Linked DNA regions of Homo sapiens: region 1 is linked to region 2. Evidence: chromatin contacts called from ENCODE Hi-C or POLR2A ChIA-PET data. All regions are on one chromosome and are shown on one strand. Each heading gives the region's core, a stretch centred on a gene start or an enhancer-like site at or near the end of the contact. The rest is flanking DNA. Distances are from core to core; before and after follow the strand shown. Region 1 has its middle 22 kb from the start of CENPF. Region 2 overlaps PROX1 (prospero homeobox 1).

Evidence for each region. A loop is a pair of places that touch in the nucleus more often than their neighbours do. ChIA-PET counts read pairs that join two places held with the same protein, here RNA polymerase II (POLR2A).
Region 1: a loop to region 2 is called in a map of gastrocnemius medialis, with 3 times the contacts of the local background. The contact joins two enhancer-like sites. A Hi-C loop is called at or near these places in 1 of 168 maps with a recorded cell type or tissue (gastrocnemius medialis). POLR2A ChIA-PET finds 5 or more read pairs at or near these places in 1 of 52 experiments (Caco-2).

Annotation. Positions count from the first base shown.
Region 1 is chr1:214,579,566-214,583,761 of GRCh38, reverse strand. No RefSeq gene overlaps it. Among named protein-coding and RNA genes, the nearest start is that of CENPF, 22 kb to the left of the region's middle. Within about 2 kb of position 1,746, at least 6 of the 41 ENCODE cell types and tissues checked have a DNase peak (open chromatin) inside an H3K27ac peak, as active enhancers do; they include gastrocnemius medialis, where a contact is called at or near this core.
Region 2 is chr1:213,994,980-213,999,361 of GRCh38, reverse strand. It overlaps PROX1 (prospero homeobox 1), which reads right to left. Exons shown (of 5, transcript NM_001270616.2): 2 at 1,102-2,893. The coding sequence starts at 2,826. Among named protein-coding and RNA genes, the nearest start is that of PROX1, 9.2 kb to the right of the region's middle. Within about 2 kb of position 2,866, at least 8 of the 41 ENCODE cell types and tissues checked have a DNase peak (open chromatin) inside an H3K27ac peak, as active enhancers do; they include gastrocnemius medialis, where a contact is called at or near this core.

The DNA of each region.
Region 1 (4,196 bases), core at 497-2,996, 590 kb before region 2:
TGGTTTCTCTGCAAGTTTTTTCAAGCTGTCAAAAATCTCCAAAAATTTTTTCAATATGTTTATTGAAAAAAAAACCCTCATATAAATGGACCTACACCATTCAAACCCATGTTGTTCAAGGGTCAACTGTATTTCTAAAAATTAACACAAGTTAATCAGGGAAGAAAAGCAAATTTAAAAACTTTGAAAAGAGAAAACATCATCATTCTGGAATCAATTACTTCCCAGAAATTTAAAACACATTCTTATAACTCTTGCAATAGTCATTTTTACGAAGGAACTAAAATGATTTATATATTTTTAAAATCTCAGTAGCTCCTTAGGAAAAATGCTTATCTAATGCTTATTTCTTCCAAAGTGTGAAAATCAATGTATGTTACATTTTCCCTTTCTTGGTTGGAAGCTTGATCCTCAAGAAAAGTGGCTTTTACGAGCCCAAGTTTCCAAAAAGACAATGTTACAGCCAAAATAAACCTCGCGACTTGCAAGACAAGTTTGCTCAAGGAGCAAGTTTTTATCATCGTGTGACTAAGTTAAGGATCAATTTGTCTCTATCTCATTTTCAATAATAGTTTTGACCCAGGTGTTAGATTAACCATGGACTAAGGTGCATGATTCTCCTGAGCTCTATGACCACGTGTCTTCACATCTTGGAATGAAAGTGAAGGAATTCCCTAAATCAGGAATACAGCTTCAGTGCCCCTAAGAATAACATGGAAAATTTTTTTTTAATGTTTAATTTGAGGCCATACCTAGGTATTGGGGTAGATTACAGAAATCCATTTTATGAATGAAGCAGGCATCTGTGTGGTCAACAGATAACATATACATATTTCCTGGTTGACTTCTATTTTCCTGGCACCTCTCTGGTTTAACATGTGTCCCAGAGTTATTGCTGTTGTTGCTTTAACAAAAGATTATTATTATTAGCTGCGTTAAAATAAGCCAGGACTGGTTTAGTGGATAACTTTGAAATAGGACGTAGGACTCGACTCTGGAGGCAGGGCTCAGACACCTGACCTAATTGAGGACTAGTTAAAACAGGGATGGGGTGGAAACACCTTTCCATATAAGACATGCCCACCAGTGTGCCATGTCAGTTTACCATTGCCATGGCAACACCCAGAAGTTACCACCCTTTTTCTAGGAATTTCTGCGTTAATCGCCTCTTAGTTTGCATGTAAATTAAAGTGGGTATAAATTTGACTTCAGAACTGCCCTCAGCTACTACTCTCAGCACACTGCCTGTGGAGCAGCCCTGCTCTGCAGGAGCAGTCACAGAGCTGCAGGACTGCTGGAGCTGTAACTCCGCCACTTCAATACCTACCGCTGGCTTGCCCTTGAATTCCATCCTGGCTGAACCCCAATTTGGGGATCATCTGCCCTGCATCAACTTTGTACTTCCATATTGTAGCATAGTCTTCCCTAGTAGTGTGTGAGATACATGTGCCATAAACAGAGTTCAACACTTAACAAGTGGTTAAGTCTGAGCTATCAGTGATAACTTCTTTCACCTTTCTTAAACCTTTCTTAAGGCACAGGTAACTAACTCCTCCATTTTAAGGATAGCGGCATATCTCATGCTGGCTTGAAAAAACAAAGTGTGGTTGCATACGGTGACTTAGGACAACTAACTTTTCATCCCAAAGGATGTGGGAGAAATACTTGTTGCTGCTGTCCCTGGCACCCATCTGGTGTATGAGTCAGTTGTGCCTTGGCCCCAGGTGGGGCCTGCAAGATGATTAAGGCACAAGGCTGCCAATCTGCCAGACAGTGGGGTCAGTGTGAAATGTGGGAAATTAGAAACGTGGTGAATGTGAAATACATGCAGGAAGTGGAGGCTAAGCATGCCTACCATAAAGCTTACACAAAGTAGTGTGAGCAATCCTGCTAAAATGGTTTTGGCATATACTAGATAGGGTAAATCTACAACTATTTATTTACCCTATCATTTGGTAACACTTTTCAAAAATGTTGTGATGAACTCTCTCAGCAACAAAGAGCTCAAAAAACAAAACAAAGCAAAAAAGCATGTTTAATGAAATTTCAAATGCAGATTTCTCATTTCTAAATAAAGTTGACGATGAAATATAACGTGCATAAAATATTTGCCAACATTTATCAGCCTCCTTGGGGCCTATAGTAATGAAAATTAGAAGACATAAATATGTTAAGGAGGCCCCAGAATTTACTTCAAACCTTAGCTGTTATTTTAAGCTTTTCTTCGACAGGCATGAAATATGAAGCAATAGCTGCTAATATATTTGGTTTAATTAACAGAACTCTGCAAACAGCTCATGATTTCTGTTTTATGTGTCACCAGCTGCTTCAAATTAAAATTTAATTAATTCCAATAATTGTTCAATATTTTCATGAAATTCAGTGACTCAAAGCTTTTGAAAGTTCATCTGACTTTATTGTGTCTGCTATTGCAAATTCAGTGACAAAATTTGTGAGGATCATATAAATACAAATTCTGGTGATGCACACATTATATTTATTGTCAATTAGTTTATTGATAAATAAGAAATCTATAAAGCAGAAATGTTCTAGAAAACTTTTAGAGAAACGCTATTATTAAAAACAAAACTTGGAACCAAGCCAGACATGGGAGAGTGTCTGTAGTGCCAGGCGTTCAAGAGGCAGAAGCAGAAGAATTTCTTGAGCCTACAAGTTCGAGTCCAACCTGGACAACATAGTGAGACCCTGTCTCTAAAAACAAAACAAAAACTTGGAAGCAAAGAGATATTAAAATTTATCCTATAAAAGCAAGGGAAGACTTGAGTGAATAAATAAGGAAAGCTTAATCCATTTACAGTGTTTAATTTTGAAATTCTATAATTGTGCCTTAGAATATCTACATTTCTGGAATAATCTTTTGATGAAGCTTTTTGTAAAAACAATTTCATAAATTTGTATTCTATGCCAGAATGGAATGAAACTGCAAAAACTAATAATTGTGAAGCATCTATATACAAAATATTTTAAAGTATGGAGACAACTTACTAACAAGTTTTGTCTTACAAAACTATTAGTTAAAGACATCTACTCTGAATGGAGGCAAACAGGAGGTATCATATCTGGGAAAATACTTATGCTGAAATATTTACACATTTCAAATAAAAAGAATAATATTGAGAATTTCCTTCATTTAGCAGAATTTGTTCTGAGCTTACCATAAGCCTCACCACCTGAAGAAAGAGTAATTTCTCAATTGAAAATATTGTAAGCTAGATGGTAGAGTCAATTGAAAAAGAGTATAACAGGCCAGGTGTGATGGCTCACGCCCATAATCTCAACACTTTGGGAGGTCGAAGTGAGCCGATCACTTGAGTCCAGGAGTTCTAGACCAGCCTGGGCAACATGACAAAACTTTGACTGTACAAAAAATATAAAAATTAGTTGTGTGTGGTGGTGTGCAACTGTAGTACCAGCTACTTGGGAGGCTGAGGCAGGAGGATCACTGGAGCCCAGGAGGTCAAGGCTGCAGTGAGCCGTGATTGTGCCACTGCACTCCAGCCTGGAAGACAGAGTGAGACTCTGTCTCAAAAAAAAAAAGTAGGCGATTTTATGAAGAAAATTAAAATGATAAGACCACATTAAAAAAAAATACACTCTGTAGAAATATCTCAGTAAGAGAGTATTGGCAAAAAACACAGCTATTCAAAGTACTTTATTTAAAGTACATGAATATGGGCCGAGCGCAGTGGCTTATACCTGTAATCCCAGCACTTTGGGAGTCCGAGGCAGGCAGATCACCCTAGGTCAGGAATTTGAGACCAGCCTGGCCAACATGATAAAACCCCATCTCTACTAAAAATACAAAAATTAGCCGGGCATGGTGGCATGTGCCTATAATCCCAGCTACTCAGGAGGCTGAGGCAGGAGAATCGCTTGAACCCGGGAGGCGGAGGTTTCAGTGAGCCGAGTTCACACCACTGCACTCCAGCCTGGGTGACAGAGTGAGACTCCATCTCAAAACACACACACACACACACACACACAGAGTACGTGAATATGTACCAACAATTATTCTGTTTGTATTATTTTTAAATTCAGGTAATCAACATAAACATTTCAAAACTTTAATGTACATGAGTTACATGTTTTTAAGAGAGATTTATATTTTTGAAAAAAAATTTTTTTTTTTGAGACAGAGGCCCGGTCAGCATGTGGAGAAGGAATGTCACAAGAAC
Region 2 (4,382 bases), core at 1,617-4,116:
TGCTAAATTTTATATCCATCTGTTTATTATATAAGAAACATGCCTCCACCTGCCCCCAAATGCTACTATTTTACTACTCCCAAAAGACCAACGACCACAAGATTTTTAAAAAATTTACAGAAAGAACCGATATACAGAGAGAAAAAAAAATCTTCAGTTAAAAATAGCTGGAGTTCGGGATAGGCCTAATAAAAAAATATAACTGTTATCTCTACATAAACGTCAGTTTCAGAATTTAAAAGAATCATAAAAAGAGCCATTTTTAAGTCGAATACAGCTGAGTTTTATATTTAATTGTGCTCTCTCGCTTTCCAAAATAATTTGCTTTGTGTATGTTGGGACAAAAGATTTCTGTGTATGGCTGAACAGAGGTTAATCATGCATAGAGGCAGCTGCACCAGACCCAAAGAACAGACCTTGGGTGAACGGGAGAGAGACCGATGCTGTCTGAATAAATCAGTACCTGTATATTTCCTTAAAAAAAAAAGTCTCACTTAAAGATGAAAGAGAGACTAACTCCCCACCCACATCCATTTTTCTTCCTCCTCAACCTCCCACTTGTAAAGCGCTCTTCCTAAGATTTCATCGGGCTGTCTTTAAACGGACCAGAAGCCTTGCAGATGGTTTACACTGAGAATTCTTCTTATGGGATCTTAGGGATCTGAAAACTGACTTTTCTCCTTATTCTATTAAACTTACCATCTTTAAAAAATATCTGAGAGAATTCAATCAGTATTTACAATGAGACTGTTTTCTCATCTCTAAATCTACTTCTTTATTTTTTTTAAGAGATAGGGATAAGAAGATAATGCAGGAAGAACAGCAGAAAAAAAACACTGCTGAGAAAGCACATATTAAATAGGAGCTCCTCAAGGCAGTGAACAACTTGTGGAAGCTGCAAAGATGTTGGCTTAGTTTTAAGCTTTTCTGCAATCAGGAATGGCACACGCATGCTGATAAAAGCCTATTCCTTTGAATAATGGGAAAGGTTGCCTTCTTAAGAAGATACTAATCTACATTACTCTAGATATTGTGTAAACCCAACCTTTTGGGAAACCTTTTTTGGTTTGTTTTTTCCTCGAGGGGAAAATAAAAGGATATTGCACTTCCCGAATAAGGTGATATTTCAGACATATCTTGAAGATCGCCGCACTCGGACTTTATGAGCGACAAGGAGAGCCCTTCGGCGGTGCTGGGCGGGTGTGCTGGTGAACAAGGGTGGTGGCTCAGGTGGTGAGATGACATCTTGGTCCTCAGACTCGTGGTATCCCTAGTTAAGTCTAAGGATTCAGGAGAGGCTCTGTCTTTTCCAGAGAAGGAGCCGGAGGGAGCACCTAATGGGCTCTGAAATGGATAGGCCATCAAGGGAAGGGGGAAGGGGTGGCGGAAGGTGGACGTGGTGAAGCCCGTGGTGGCAGAGAGAGGCGACTGGTGCAGGGGCTGGTGGTGGCCGCCAGCGGCAGGGCCGGAGGCAGACTGGTCAGAGGAGTTTTTGCGGACAACCAGGGGCAGTGCTTCTGTCTGGTCAGTGGAACTGGCCATCTGCACATTGCCAAAGGTGTCCAGGGGGTTCGGAATGATGACGTCGCCAAAGCACTGCAGGCGCTGGTTGGCGGTGTGGAAATTGTGGTTTTCCCCATTGACTGCAAATCTGGCCTGGGGGATCTGGAGAGGTGGGAAGACCTGAGGAACCTGGCGGGAGGGCTTGGCCGAAAAGACTTTGACCACAGTGTCCACAACTTGCGACATGGCAGTGTTCAGTTCCTGTTTCAAGGTCTCAGCCAAATGTTTGCCTTCCGGTTGTAAGGAGTTTGGCCCATGGTCTCTTTCTTTGTTGTTGCCTTCTCGCTTCGGCTTGTTTTCAGCCATTTCCTGCTCTCTGATCAGGGCTCGAGCTCGGTCAATAAACTGTCCTGGGTCTAGCTCGCACATCTCATTATCTGACCTTCCGACAGAGTCCTGGGCCCTGGCATCCAGGATCTCCGAGCGCATGCTGTCTTCAGACAGGTTACCATCTTCATCATTTTCCGAATCAGTGCTGTCATAGATTTGGTAGAACTTTTCCTGCAGCTGGCGCAGCTGTTTCTGCATGTCCTCCAGCTGCTGTTTCAGCTGTCGGCGCTCCTCTCGCTTCTGTTCTTTTCGGGCTGAAACCAGCTGCTGGAAACTCTGTTGCTGCTGCTGGGGAAGCTTTTGCTTGCGTTTGTTTTCTCTGTAACTTTCTCGGGGACTCACAGACTGCGGGGCCATCTCTCTTTCATTTTCATTGCCCCTTAATGCCACACTGGGGGAATGGCTCATACCCCGAATTATATTCTCAACCCGGGCGCGCTTTGCTCTCAGGTGCTCATCACATAAGCGATCCATATCAAACTGGCTCATAGTAGGCCTGCCAAAAGGGGAAAGACACTCTGGGGGGCTGTCTCTTGAAGAGTTGCTGCATATATCCTCCTGATGTACTTCGGAGCCTGTACTAGAGAGACCGCTGGCTTGGAAACTGGGCTCCGTGCCACCATTTTTGTTCATGTTATTTTTCAACAGCTGGGAAATTATGGTTGCTCCTGGAAAAGGCATCATGGCATCTTCATACGAGTTCGCCCTCTTCAGCAGCTTGCGGAGTACATTTGACTTTTCCCCATCTGCATGCTGCACCACTGAATACTCAACATCCTGCTCAGAACCTTGGGGATTCATGGCACTAAAAAACGTTGCTCTTGCCTTAGCAAAAAATGCAGATGCTGTCCCTACCGTCCTTTTCACTCCAATGTCAACTCTTCTCCTCTTGGTTTGCCGGCTTAAGAGGGCTGTGCTGTCATGGTCAGGCATCACTGGACGGTTATTGTGCCATCTTCAAAAGCTCGTCAGCTGGGCACAGCTCAAGAATCCCGGGACCCTGGCCAACAGAACAAAAGGACTGATGAATCATTTTCTTTAAATTTCTCCAAATTTCCTGACCTCAATCCTGAATCAAATGCAAAATGCATAGGCTCTGGGATTTATGGCACATTACAATTATTGCAATTTATTATGCACTCTGCTTGAAATGAAACATTTTTAAATATTTCTGCTCCACTGGTTTAAGATGGATTAAGATTAAAAAAAAATTAAGCAAAAACTGCTTAAGCACCAGTAATATGATTCTCTCTCACAAATGCCTAAAATGATACTGTTTATCTTCAGAAGAAACAGTAGATTATAAGAACACAGCCTCTGACAACCAATTGATTAAATTTTGGGCATTGAGATTCATATTATAAGGAAGATGAAACTGCTCTATACTTAAGAAATAAGGTTAAATTTTGAGACTATGAGAAATTCACATGAAAAATTGCATTTCTGCATTACAATTAGTGTGGTTTTAACGCTATTAAAGGAAAAGGACTCTAAAATAAATGCAAATATATAATAGAGAGCTTTTATTCTTGAATTTTACAATATTTTTGTCATATGTAAAATGGGAAGGAGAACACCCTTAGCAGCAGCATCTTTCAAACATAAATGGTCAGTTTAGCATTGAAATAAATGCACAATAGTCATTTTATAAGTCTGCTTATTTAGCTTAGCTATGCATTTTTTACTTGTAAAATCATAGGTGAAGATGATATCTGTTGATATATCTTAATGTAACTATAAGAATATTTATACATTTTCATAATGTCCTTTTAATGACAAATTATTACAAAGTTGGATTCACTGCAAAACAAGGATGTTACCACATTTTAGAAATCAATATGAGGAATAATAAGTTATTGACCGAGATAAAGATAAATATATCTTCAGGACTAGTTTCCTTCTGTTTAAATCTGCCAAAATAATATGTCCAATGCCCAAAGAAACTCTTTAACATACAGGATTTGTGAACCTTATTTCCTGTGCCAAATTAAAGGAAAAAAAAAAACAGAAAAAACTGAAAGAAGATATATAAAGAAGAAAGAAAATAATGTCCATCAAATGTGTGAGAAAGGGAAATATTTCTTTGTATATGAACTTCCATTGTTTCTTGGAAACACAGTATAAAAAGAGAACATCCTTCTTTGAATTTCATAAAAGGCACTTGACATTGTGTAACTTATTAACTAGTGATGCTAATCCCAAATTTTGTAGACATATAAGATGTCACATCTTTTTGTTTATAATTAACATTTTATGAAGAAAATGAAAATTTTTTTCACGTTGGGTTTATCTAATATTAAACTTCACGTTTGCTTAACAGAGCACATCTTCACAATAACAGGGTCCATTGCCAAAGGCAGCATGCAGAGTGTCTGGAACGGCTCCCATCTCTTTCGGTTCACCTGTAAAAACATCTACGTGCTCCCTAGGACTGCATCTGTGGCTAGCTTTAAAGAATGACTATCCATGCAAATAGGCATAATTTCAGC